2 separate regions of the Homo sapiens genome follow, and region 2 is linked to region 1. Evidence: chromatin contacts called from ENCODE Hi-C or POLR2A ChIA-PET data. All regions are on one chromosome and are shown on one strand. Each heading gives the region's core, a stretch centred on a gene start or an enhancer-like site at or near the end of the contact. The rest is flanking DNA. Distances are from core to core; before and after follow the strand shown. Region 1 overlaps USH2A (usherin). Region 2 holds the start of USH2A (usherin).

What was found. Hi-C counts contacts between places; a loop is a spot of excess contacts on that map. ChIA-PET counts read pairs that join two places held with the same protein, here RNA polymerase II (POLR2A).
Region 2: a loop to region 1 is called in a map of Caco-2, with 2.3 times the contacts of the local background. The contact joins the promoter of USH2A here to the enhancer-like site in region 1. A Hi-C loop is called at or near these places in 1 of 168 maps with a recorded cell type or tissue (Caco-2). POLR2A ChIA-PET finds 5 or more read pairs at or near these places in 1 of 52 experiments (OCI-LY7).

The regions. Positions count from the first base shown.
Region 1 is chr1:216,218,850-216,223,919 of GRCh38, forward strand. All of the region lies in intron 14 of USH2A (usherin), which reads right to left. The region is part of intron 2 of USH2A-AS1 (USH2A antisense RNA 1); the gene reads left to right. Among named protein-coding and RNA genes, the nearest start is that of USH2A-AS1, 28 kb to the left of the region's middle. Within about 2 kb of position 2,767, at least 2 of the 41 ENCODE cell types and tissues checked have a DNase peak (open chromatin) inside an H3K27ac peak, as active enhancers do.
Region 2 is chr1:216,421,615-216,426,840 of GRCh38, forward strand. It overlaps USH2A (usherin), which reads right to left and starts at 1,834. Exons shown (of 72, transcript NM_206933.4): 1 at 1,600-1,834; 2 at 238-926. The coding sequence starts at 722.

The sequences.
Region 1 (5,070 bases), core at 1,517-4,016:
ATTAAAATGGAATTATAGATGCAAAAATACTTGATTTGCTCTTAATTTCTTTATAGGCTATTATGTAGAGTCTATTGTTTATAGGCTTTTAATATAATATTAGTGAGCATAAACAATAAGAGAAAAGCTTCTCTCAATGTATGTGTGTGTGTGTGTGTGTGTATATATGTATGTGTAACTGCACCACTCATGAATAAGTGTCTCTTGAGTATTTCAGTTTTTATTACCATTCACTCATGAGACAATCACACTTATTTTACATACAGTACATTTAGAGTAATAGCTTCCAATGTATAACATAATTCCGTTCCTTGATGTAGTTCTATTTTCTTCCAGCCAAAGCACGCAATGTTTTGAGCAATTAAATGTGTCTATTCTTGATTTTATAGTCTCTTATCCAAGCCATTGTTATAGTCAACTTATCTGACTTGTTATAATCACTTGACTTCAGTAAGAGAGAATTTTTCCTAAATGAAGTTCACAAGCGAAGACTTTTCTGAAAATTGTAGTTTGTTTTTACCCCAAAGGACACAGGGATAATTTTGTAATTAAGGATTAAGCAAAATGATTCCTTTAGATTTCTCAGCCACTCAAATATAATTTTAAACACTTCCAAGACTCTTTAGCAAATAAGCTACAAATTTGATGTCATTTTATAAGTTATCCCTCCTCAAGAGTACCTCCTAAATGAAATATATTTCACATTTATTAAAACAAAATTATACATAATAAAGGAAAAGACATTTTAAGCTTAGAAAGAGAAACACCAAACTAAGATGAATTGCAATATTGATTTTGCCAGGATAAATGGTTTTTGTAATATTAATATAAAGAAACCTTTATTACACTGACTCTCTTGGTACAGCCAGAGCTTCTCCCGCAATCTGTTTAAAATCTTCATTTTTCATCCTTATGGGAAAACCTCGCTTGCTAAATGGATTTCATAAAGAGTAATCTGTCAAGATTTATATAGATAAACAATTTGTGATGTTTATTGACCAGTTCATTATGGTAAACAAAACAGGAGTAAAGCATCACTAATCTCTGCCAGCACTTTGCTATGATAGTTCTCTTTGGACCCTTACATAACTCAGTATTTGCTGGTTACAATGGGAAAGAAGTTGGCCTCTGTCTCCTACATCACAAATTTCATATACCTTCCTTTCTTAGGAATTTCTTCCAGTTGTGGAAACAGTGAGAGAAATGGTTATCCTAATTATTACTGTTGAAACCTAACTATTAATGAAAGGAATATGTTTCAGTAATGCACATCATTGTCAGAAAATTCATCATCTGAGGGAGAACTGCTGTAGGAGGCCCAGAGATATATCCCAAGATATATAGGTCAATTTATTGACATTTCTCTTTGTACACCCCTCCTCTCTATGGGGCCTCAGCTCATGGGTACTATCAAATTGATTTAAATATTGATTGACATAAATAACATTCATTGAGGGCCAGCTATGTTCCAGGACTGGAATAAACATCAAGGATGTAGAGATGAATCTTATAGAATTGCCCCGGTCCTCAAGGAGCTCACAATCTCGTATGCAAGAAAAAACGGAAACAGCATTAATAAAGATGTATCCAGACTCTAAAGGTCCAGAAAAGGGGCAACTTAACTAGTCTGGTAGCAGAAGAAGGGATGGGAAGGGTAATTTTAAGTAGAAGTCTTGGAGGAGATGCTTGGGCTGAACGTTAAAAGATGAGTAGAAATAAGCCAGGGAAGTCGGGGAGGGGCAAAAATAGAGAAAAAAAAGAAAAAGCAGAAGAGGGTATGAAATTGCAAGCACCTCAGTACTCCTGGATGTAAATTCATAATGAGAAATGGTGATAGATAAACCTGGAAAGGTGAGCAGAAGTAAGATAATGCTACCTTGGGGCAGTGGCAAGGAGCAATGGAAATGAGTAGGATAGACCTGAGAAATGTTAAGTAAAATTGGTAGAATGGGAGGCCGAATTGAAAAGAGAAGGGAGGATAGGTATAAAGTTACTCCCGGTCTTCTAACTTGCTAATGGGGATGATGAAGACATCATTCAACATAAAGAACGAAGGAGAAAGAGATCTCCAATTGCTAAGGGATTTTAGATAAGGATTATTAATAAACAAAAGAGAATGAGACTTCAAGGCAAATTGGAGAAATTCGGCAGAGTTTTTTTGTTTGTTTTTGTCTTAGTTTTTTCCATCAGTCCCTAACACAAAGGCTAGCACACAGTAAGGATTCAGTAAATATTGTCGGATACAGGAATTAATAGTGAATAAAGCACCAGGGAAGCTTTAGACTTAGGATAGGACACCGGAGATTAATCCAAACATGGTTTGTAGCTCTAGTAACAAGTTAGCTCTTTTGAGCCCCTTTTTATTGGCTTAACTCTGTCCCCCTGGCTAACCTCACTCCCAGGGAATGGACAGTTTTCTTTAAGAGCTGGTATCTGTTCAGATTCTCTTAAACCAGTGTTCTCAGTTCACAGAATTCGGTGAGTGCTACAGTGCCCTCTAGAGGAGTTTGGTTTTCCCCGATTAACAGAGGAGCTGTGGTTTCATTGAGCTTCTTAGTTTCGCTTTAGTTACAGACTACTAACAGCATCTGAATTCTCTTGGAGATGGAATCAGAATTATAGGAGAGGGATTTGAGGCTTGGGCATCCACGCTGTGTGAACTGAAAGCCATATTTACATGGCTTATTGAACAAGGAAATACGAGTGCCTCATCTGAAAGGGAGACGTTAACAGTGTGCAACCCCACCCTCTTTGGTGAATTTCCCAGGCACAAATAGAGAAACTCATAAAAGCTGGACCAGGGGCAGTGACTCCCTTGCATCCATGCAATAGTGACAGCTAAGTCCAGGCAGCTTGCTCAGCAAGGTTCTGATCTGAGAACACTGTCTCTTTCTCCTTTGTTGACACTCCACATATTTATGCAAATAACTAAATAACTTTCAGATATGATAGCAGAATCAAATTTTTAAAGTGCTCACAGATAGAAGAGAGATTTCACTTATTCTCTATGGTCTCAGAAGGCATAAATAAGACTAGGCAAGAAAGTCAAAAGACTGCAACTTTTTGGTCAATATAAATAATATATTTCTATTTGTTGAAGAATTACAGCTGTTTGAAATAAACATGAGCTACTTCATGAGACAGTGAGCTCCTTTTAGTTCCATGTTTTGGAGCAGAAGCTGAATGGCCATTCACCAGTTTTTCTGAAAAGGTGATTTACGCAGAGAAATGTATAGGGTAGAGTTTAACCAAAATTACTTTTAAGGTTCTTTCCCAGTCTATAAAGTTATGATTCTATTATGCTTAGTGAGACTAATTTGTCCAAGGTGACAGTAAATCTAGTTACAAGGTCAGCAATCTTTATCTATAAAGGATGAGATAGTAAATATTTTAGGCTTTGCAGGCCATATGAGCTCTATTGTAACTCAACTCTGCTGCTGTAGCAGGAAAGCAACCACAGAAAATATGTAAAGAATTAACATTGGTGTGCTCTAATAAAACTCTATTTACATAAACATGTGGCTGACCCCCAGGCTATAGATTGCTGAACTCTGGTAGAGCAGGTCATATTATGCCCACGCCAACAATATCCAAGTTCTAATCCTCCAAACTTGTGAATGTTACCTTACTTGGTAAAAGGAATTTTGCAGATGTGGTTAAGGATTTTGAGATGGGGAGATTATCCTGGATTATCCAAGAATGCCCAATGTAATCTACGGTCCTTATAAAGGAAGGCAGGAGGGTAAGAGTCAGAGAGAAAACATGTAAGGACATAAGCAGAGGTCCAAGGAAACACTGCTCTGCTGGCTTTGAAAATGAAGGAAGGAGCCATGAGCTAAAGAATGTACGATGGGTGCGGTGGCTCACGCCTGTAATCCCAGCACTTTGGGAGGCCAAGGCGGGCAGATCACCTGAGGTTGGGAGTTTGAAACCAGCCTGACCAACATGGAGAAACCCTGTCTCTATTAAAAATACAAAATTAGCTGGGGGTGGTGCTGCATGCTTGTAATCACAGCTACTCGGGAGGCTGAGGCAGGAGAATCATTTGAACCCAGGAGGCGGAGGTTGTGGTGAGCCGAGATTGCACCATTGCACTCCAGCCTGGGCAACAAGAGCAAAACTCCATCTCAGAAAAAAAAAAAAAAAAAAAGATTGTAGGTTGCCTCTAAAAGCTGGGAAAATCAAGGAAATGTTTTTTTTTTTCCTAGAATCTCCATAAGAAACACAGGCCTGATTTTAGCCTAGTGAAACTCATTTAGAGCCTCTGATTTCCAGAACTATAAGATAATAAAAATTCATGTTGTTTTAAGCCACTGAGTTTGAGATAATTTATTCCACCAATAATAGGAAGCTACTGTATCTGGTCTAGTGGAAAAGACAAAACTGAAACCTGGATATCCTGATGTCCAGTTGCATGTTATTCCTATTACATCACGTTGAATAAATGCTACTAATATATAAAAACTGATACTTCTTATCAGATCATATATCATCTATACTAAGAGAGAATATATAGTTTGGCAGCCATAGGAGATTGCAAAAATCACAACTCTTCACCTTTCCCTCTGTGCAGGTCCTTTGCAGCTAACTGTATAATTAGTTCTACTCATCAAAAGGAGAGTCTGTTTATTCCCCACCACTTCCAAACATGGTTAAGCCTCGTGCCTTGCTTTGGCCAGTAGAATAAGGTAAAAGTAACATCCTGACGGTTCGGGCCTCAAGTGTCTTTGCATGCTTCTGCTTTCTTTCTTGGAAATCTGCCACTGCCTTGTGAGAAAGCCCTGCCTTGGCTGCCAGATGATGACAGGCTTGTGGCCCATTTACCCTGTCACCCCAGATGACAGCCAGCTGTCTGACAAAGAGTCACTGAGGAGAGGGAATCTATGAGGCACACTCCCTAATTTTTCCATTATCACACCATAAAAGGAAATCAGTTGACAAGGAAGTTATCTGCTTTCATCTGAAGTCATTGACCTGGTTCTCAGAGAAAAGACCAATTGAGATCAATCGGATAAAGGCCTGTGAAAAGATTACTGGACCAAATCTATAACCTAGTGCTGAAATGTAGAA
Region 2 (5,226 bases), core at 584-3,083, 200 kb after region 1:
ATGATTCCTGCATAAACACATTTGCCTTTGATAAACTATTTTCACATTTTTTTTCATGGTCCATTTCATCCATAGAAGAGAAAAAAATTTTAATTGGGGAAACAACTGGAAGAGTTAGTCTTCAATACCATGAATTCTATATAGCCTTCACTTCCGGTTTGGAATTCAGGCTGAAATGATCTTCACTACTACTGGTTTTGGGGACCTATGAAAGCTTATACCTACACTACTACTTACATTACACCTTGTTGCTCAGGTTTCAGCCATACAGCTAAGGTAAATGATGCCATCAGCTTTGGAGAAGGAGGAGAAGAAAAGCAGCTCTTGTGATTTCCAAAAATAAAACTTGCAGAATTGCTATGGGCGTTAGGATGCAGATCATTCTTGTCTGGTGTGATGCAGCTACTGAGGCCTGCTGAGAAAAGGGCAGTGTAGGTAGGGTGTGAAGATCTGTATGGGCAATCCTGAATACAAAACCGCTGGGTACAGAACTGAATACTTTCAGCAGCAGCAGAGCTGTGACAAAAAGTGCTTCGGTCTGGGAGTCCACATACTGCTTGGGTTGGCACGATGGAAACTTTCTTGAAAGCTCCCACGTTCTCCAGCCTTGGGAAAAGACCTCGTGACTCAGTCAAGGATATTGAAGCAAAATAGGCAAAGATCAACATTTCAATGACCTGAAACAAGAAGCCAGAGCCCAATGAAAGAACTGGGCAATTCATGTTTACAAAAAAGCATTCTCCTCCTGATAAAGCATTTCTAAATAAATAATCAGGCCCACGCCACTTGCCAGCAATACTTTGAAGCAGGGTACTTTAAGTGATGTTGCGATACTCCATTTTCTGGAAACTGCAGACACGTTCTCAGAGTAAGGTAATACCAACGACGTTCTTAGCAATGGCGAAGACATGAGTAGCTGCTGGTATCTGGGAATCAAAAACGTAGGGCGTCAAGGGAAAGCTGCTGCACCTTTAAAACTGAAGCTCATCCCAGGCCTGAGGACTTTGAGCTCCTAGAAGCAACACTACTGAACTTCTCAAAAAACATTTTGAAGCACAGTGCTCAGAGTAAAATACTCATCCTTTTGGTAAATCTCTTGATTGCATTGGGCAAATCAAGCACTTTATAAGTCCACAGGACAACCAGTAATATTTATAACCAGTTATACATAAATATTTATATAATATATGTGTGTGTTTTATATATATATAATTATTAATAATATATTACACATACAATAATTTTGTGTTGTTACTTCACCCCAGGGAATTAGCAATGGCATTACCAGCTCTACTTAACAGGGAAAAGAATCTTGTAGATTTTCTTTACACATGCACTGTACATTGTAACCCAGAGCTAACTTACAGATGCCCAAAATAAAGCTGGCAAAGGACTTTGGGCCTTTCCCCTTATCCCAGCATGTGCAGCAACTTTAAGCTCAGAGTAAAGCTGATTAGAAACCCAACACCATCTGTCTGTCCTATGCTTTAATATTTAGCAAAATGTTTCTGTGTTTCCTCATATGACTATGAATTTGTAGGTTACACATGGATCCCTAATACTGTGCAAGTAATTGTATTGATAAATAAGCTGAGTTACCATTTCTTTATTGCATTTCAACCAGTCCCCTCAGTGTGACAAATGGCTCTTCAACAGGACCGCTGTCCCTCGTTGCCTGGCAACGCTGCTGTAACCCCTGGTTACTCAGCAAATAGGCTGTAGCAGCAGGAATGCTGGAAGGAAGACTTGGGTGCCCAGGTAAAGTATTCTGCAGAGCAAACACTTGGTTACCTGAAGCTCAGAGCGTGGTCTGCTTGGTGGCCCTCTTGGAACTGAGCTGCCCAAGCTTTCCGCTGGTACCTCAAGCAGTGGGAGGGACCTGGATGGGATCATGCATACATAATTTTAAAGTAGCAGTACACCTTATCCTATAATCCCCCCTCTTGCCCCTCCTCTTTCTTGCTCTCATGCACCTCAATCCATTTAATTCCTTAATCAAAATGATCTACCACTATTAAACACCACACAAGGAATAATTTCCAGTGCTCTTTCTTTTTGGGGGAGAAGAGGATACAAAATGGAATTCTAAACTTTTATATATTGATGCTCCCAAAGCTTGGCCCATTGATAGAAGTTTCGGTTGACTATTCAGTTGTTGCTGTACCTTTCACCCAGGATAACCTCTCCATAATACATGCTTCCTTACATTATGAGTAGCATCTGATGTGATCTCTAAATGTTGGGTTTGGAAAATCAGTGACTTTAATTAAACTAAAGAAGCAATGGGATTGCTGACTTTTTGGCTGCTTAATTGGATAGGAACGTGTGTGTGTGTGTATATGTGCACATTTGCCACCAATTCTATAGAGTTTCAATTATATCCAAAACTCTCTCTACTCTGCCATCTGGGACATCTCATCCTAGATGAGAAATATTCTAAATCAGCTAATACTTGTAGCTTTCCCTTTGTATTGTAAAAATGGAAAATTTGTTTGGGAAATAACTGGTCGATTGTGATTTTGTTCTCTATAAGTTATCTTTTTTATAGAAATGTTTAGAAATGAGAGAAATGTTTCATGGTGTTTCTTGTTAGTAAAGCAGCCAGAGAAAAACCAACATTGTTCTTTATTAGATTCCCTTTTATTTCTCTCCCAGAAGAGAGCTGGAAACCACAACCCATTTATATATCAATTTTATCAATTAGCATTAGTTGCTTCCAGAAGAAGCCTTTCTCACCCTTTGTCAAAATACGCTATTACATTCTTACCAGAAAAACTTTAATTTAAAACAAATTTTAGGGCAAAGCACAATGGCTCATGCTTGTGCCTCCTAGGGATTTGGGAGGCCAAGGTGGGAGGATTGCTTGAAGCCAGGAGTTCAAGACCATGCTGTGCAACATAGTGAAATCCCACGTCTCCAAAAAAAAAATAAAAATAAAAATAAAAATAAAAAAATTTAAGCCAGGCATGGTGGCACACACTCGTAGTCCCAGCTACTTAGGATGCTGAGGTGGGAGGGTTGTTGAGCCCAGGATTTCGAGGCTGCAGTAAACTATTATCACACCACCACTGCACTTTAACCTGGATGACAGAGTGAGACCATGTCTCTAAAAAAAAATTTTTTTAAACCCAAATTTTAGTATAAAGTCAGCTAATATGTAAGGACTTCTCAGAACTTGGGAAACTATCTTTGAAAATAGGTATTATAGAGCACAGTGAATTAGACAAATGGATTATTCAGACCTGCTACAAAACATGAAGTCAACCTACTTTCAAACAAGGTATTCAATGGCTGGCTTCTCTTTATATCTTGTGAATCCAAGAACTAATTCTCATTTTTTCTAAACTTTTATTTTAGGTTCAGGGGTACATTTGGAGGTTTGTTATATAGGTAAATTGTGTGTCATGGGGGTTAGATGTACAGATTATGTCATCATCCAGGTAATAAGCACAGTACCTGATAGGTAGTTTTTCAATCTTCCACCTCCTCCCACCCTTCAGCCTCAAGTAGGTCCTAGAGTCTGTAGAGTCTGTTGTTCCCTTCTACGTGTCCATGTCTAACTCTAATTTTTTACTGTAGTGCTTCAACTTATCTTTGTCATTCCTGGGATAAAAATTCTTCTACCCCATAACAACTCCTGCTTTGTATAGTAGGAAATCATGACTCAAATGGATAATCTAAGATTAGCAACTCTAGTCCACATTAAGAAACTCTGCCTATTATTTGCAAAGGCAAACAATGGATTCACATATCCCTCAACCTTTGCAATTCAGGGCTATCAATCCTGAGGGTGCATCTGATAAATGAATTAGACACTAAGAGTTCCATCACCCCTATAAGTGCCTGGGAAATAAGTACAGATTTTTTAAAAGGAAAGTAGATGTATATGGAGGGCACCTCTAGTTAAACATATGTAGCCATGGGCTATTTCCTTTCTTGACATTTCTGTGGATTCACCAGGTAGTTCTGGTCTGCATAAGCTTGTCTGGGGCTGGATGGTCTGACTCGTCCTCACTCATTTAGCAGTTGGTTTGACAGGCATTGGAGTCTACTGCAGGCTCATTCTGATAGCAGCAGAAAATTTTCCAGCAACATAACGTGGGAGGCCCTAATGTGAAAGTATTTTCAAGCCTCTGCTTACATCACATTTGCTAATGTTCCATTGGCTGGAGCAAGTCGTGTGACCTAGCACAGATTCAAGGGTTTTGAAATCAACTCCCCTTATCAAAGACTGAATGGCAAAGTCGCACTGCAAAGGGGAACACAGCTAACAGGAACGGAAAGAATTTGTGAACATTTTGCAAGCTACTACAGAGTAACTAGCAACTTCTTTTTCTAGTTGTAAAAACATCAAGTCACATTGCATCAGGATTTTCTTGTTTTGAAAAAGTCAAGAAAATGATATTTTAGTTAGACAACTATAAGCAAGTTCTGCTCATTAGTCTGGAAAAGCTTACTATAATAAGCCTATAATCAGCTTAGTTTTTCAAGTGCTTGAGGCTTAGCTCTATTAATGGAGAAGAAACAAGGGGTATCCCCTATTCCTGGGTATTTTGGCACCCATGGATTTACTATCAAAATTGACTAACTCTGGCCTAACTGATCAATATAAAAAACAGTGGGTGTATAAGTAATATTAGATATAAAAATAGAGGCATAAACTACAGATACAATGTGATTACAAATATAACAAAATATTGTAGATAATTTTATGACAATTAACTGGAATTCTTGAACAAATTAGACAAATACCTAAAACAATTTCCAACCTAAGCTGATTCTAAGAAGAAAGAGTTGGAAATAACCCAAATGTCAATCAATCAACTATAGAATGCATGAATAAATTATGGTATATTCATACAATTCAATAATATAACACGATGGAAGAAAAATGAGCTACTGTTACAAGCAACAACGTGGATAAATCTCACAGACATGGTTTGAGTGAAAGAAGCCAGACATATCAAGAACATGCTGTTTGATTCCATTTATACGAAGTTCAAACACAGACAAAGTTAATCTTTGGTGATAGAAGTCAGAATAATACTCTCTTTAGGGCAGAGGATCAAATGGGAATGGGTTCAGGGAAGCCTGCAGGAGTGCCTTGAATAGTATTCTGTATCTTAATACGGGTTGCAGTTACACAGGGGGTCACATTTGAAAAAAATTCATCAAGTTATACACAAGATTTGTGTGCTTGATCCCAATTATACTTCAAGAAAATAA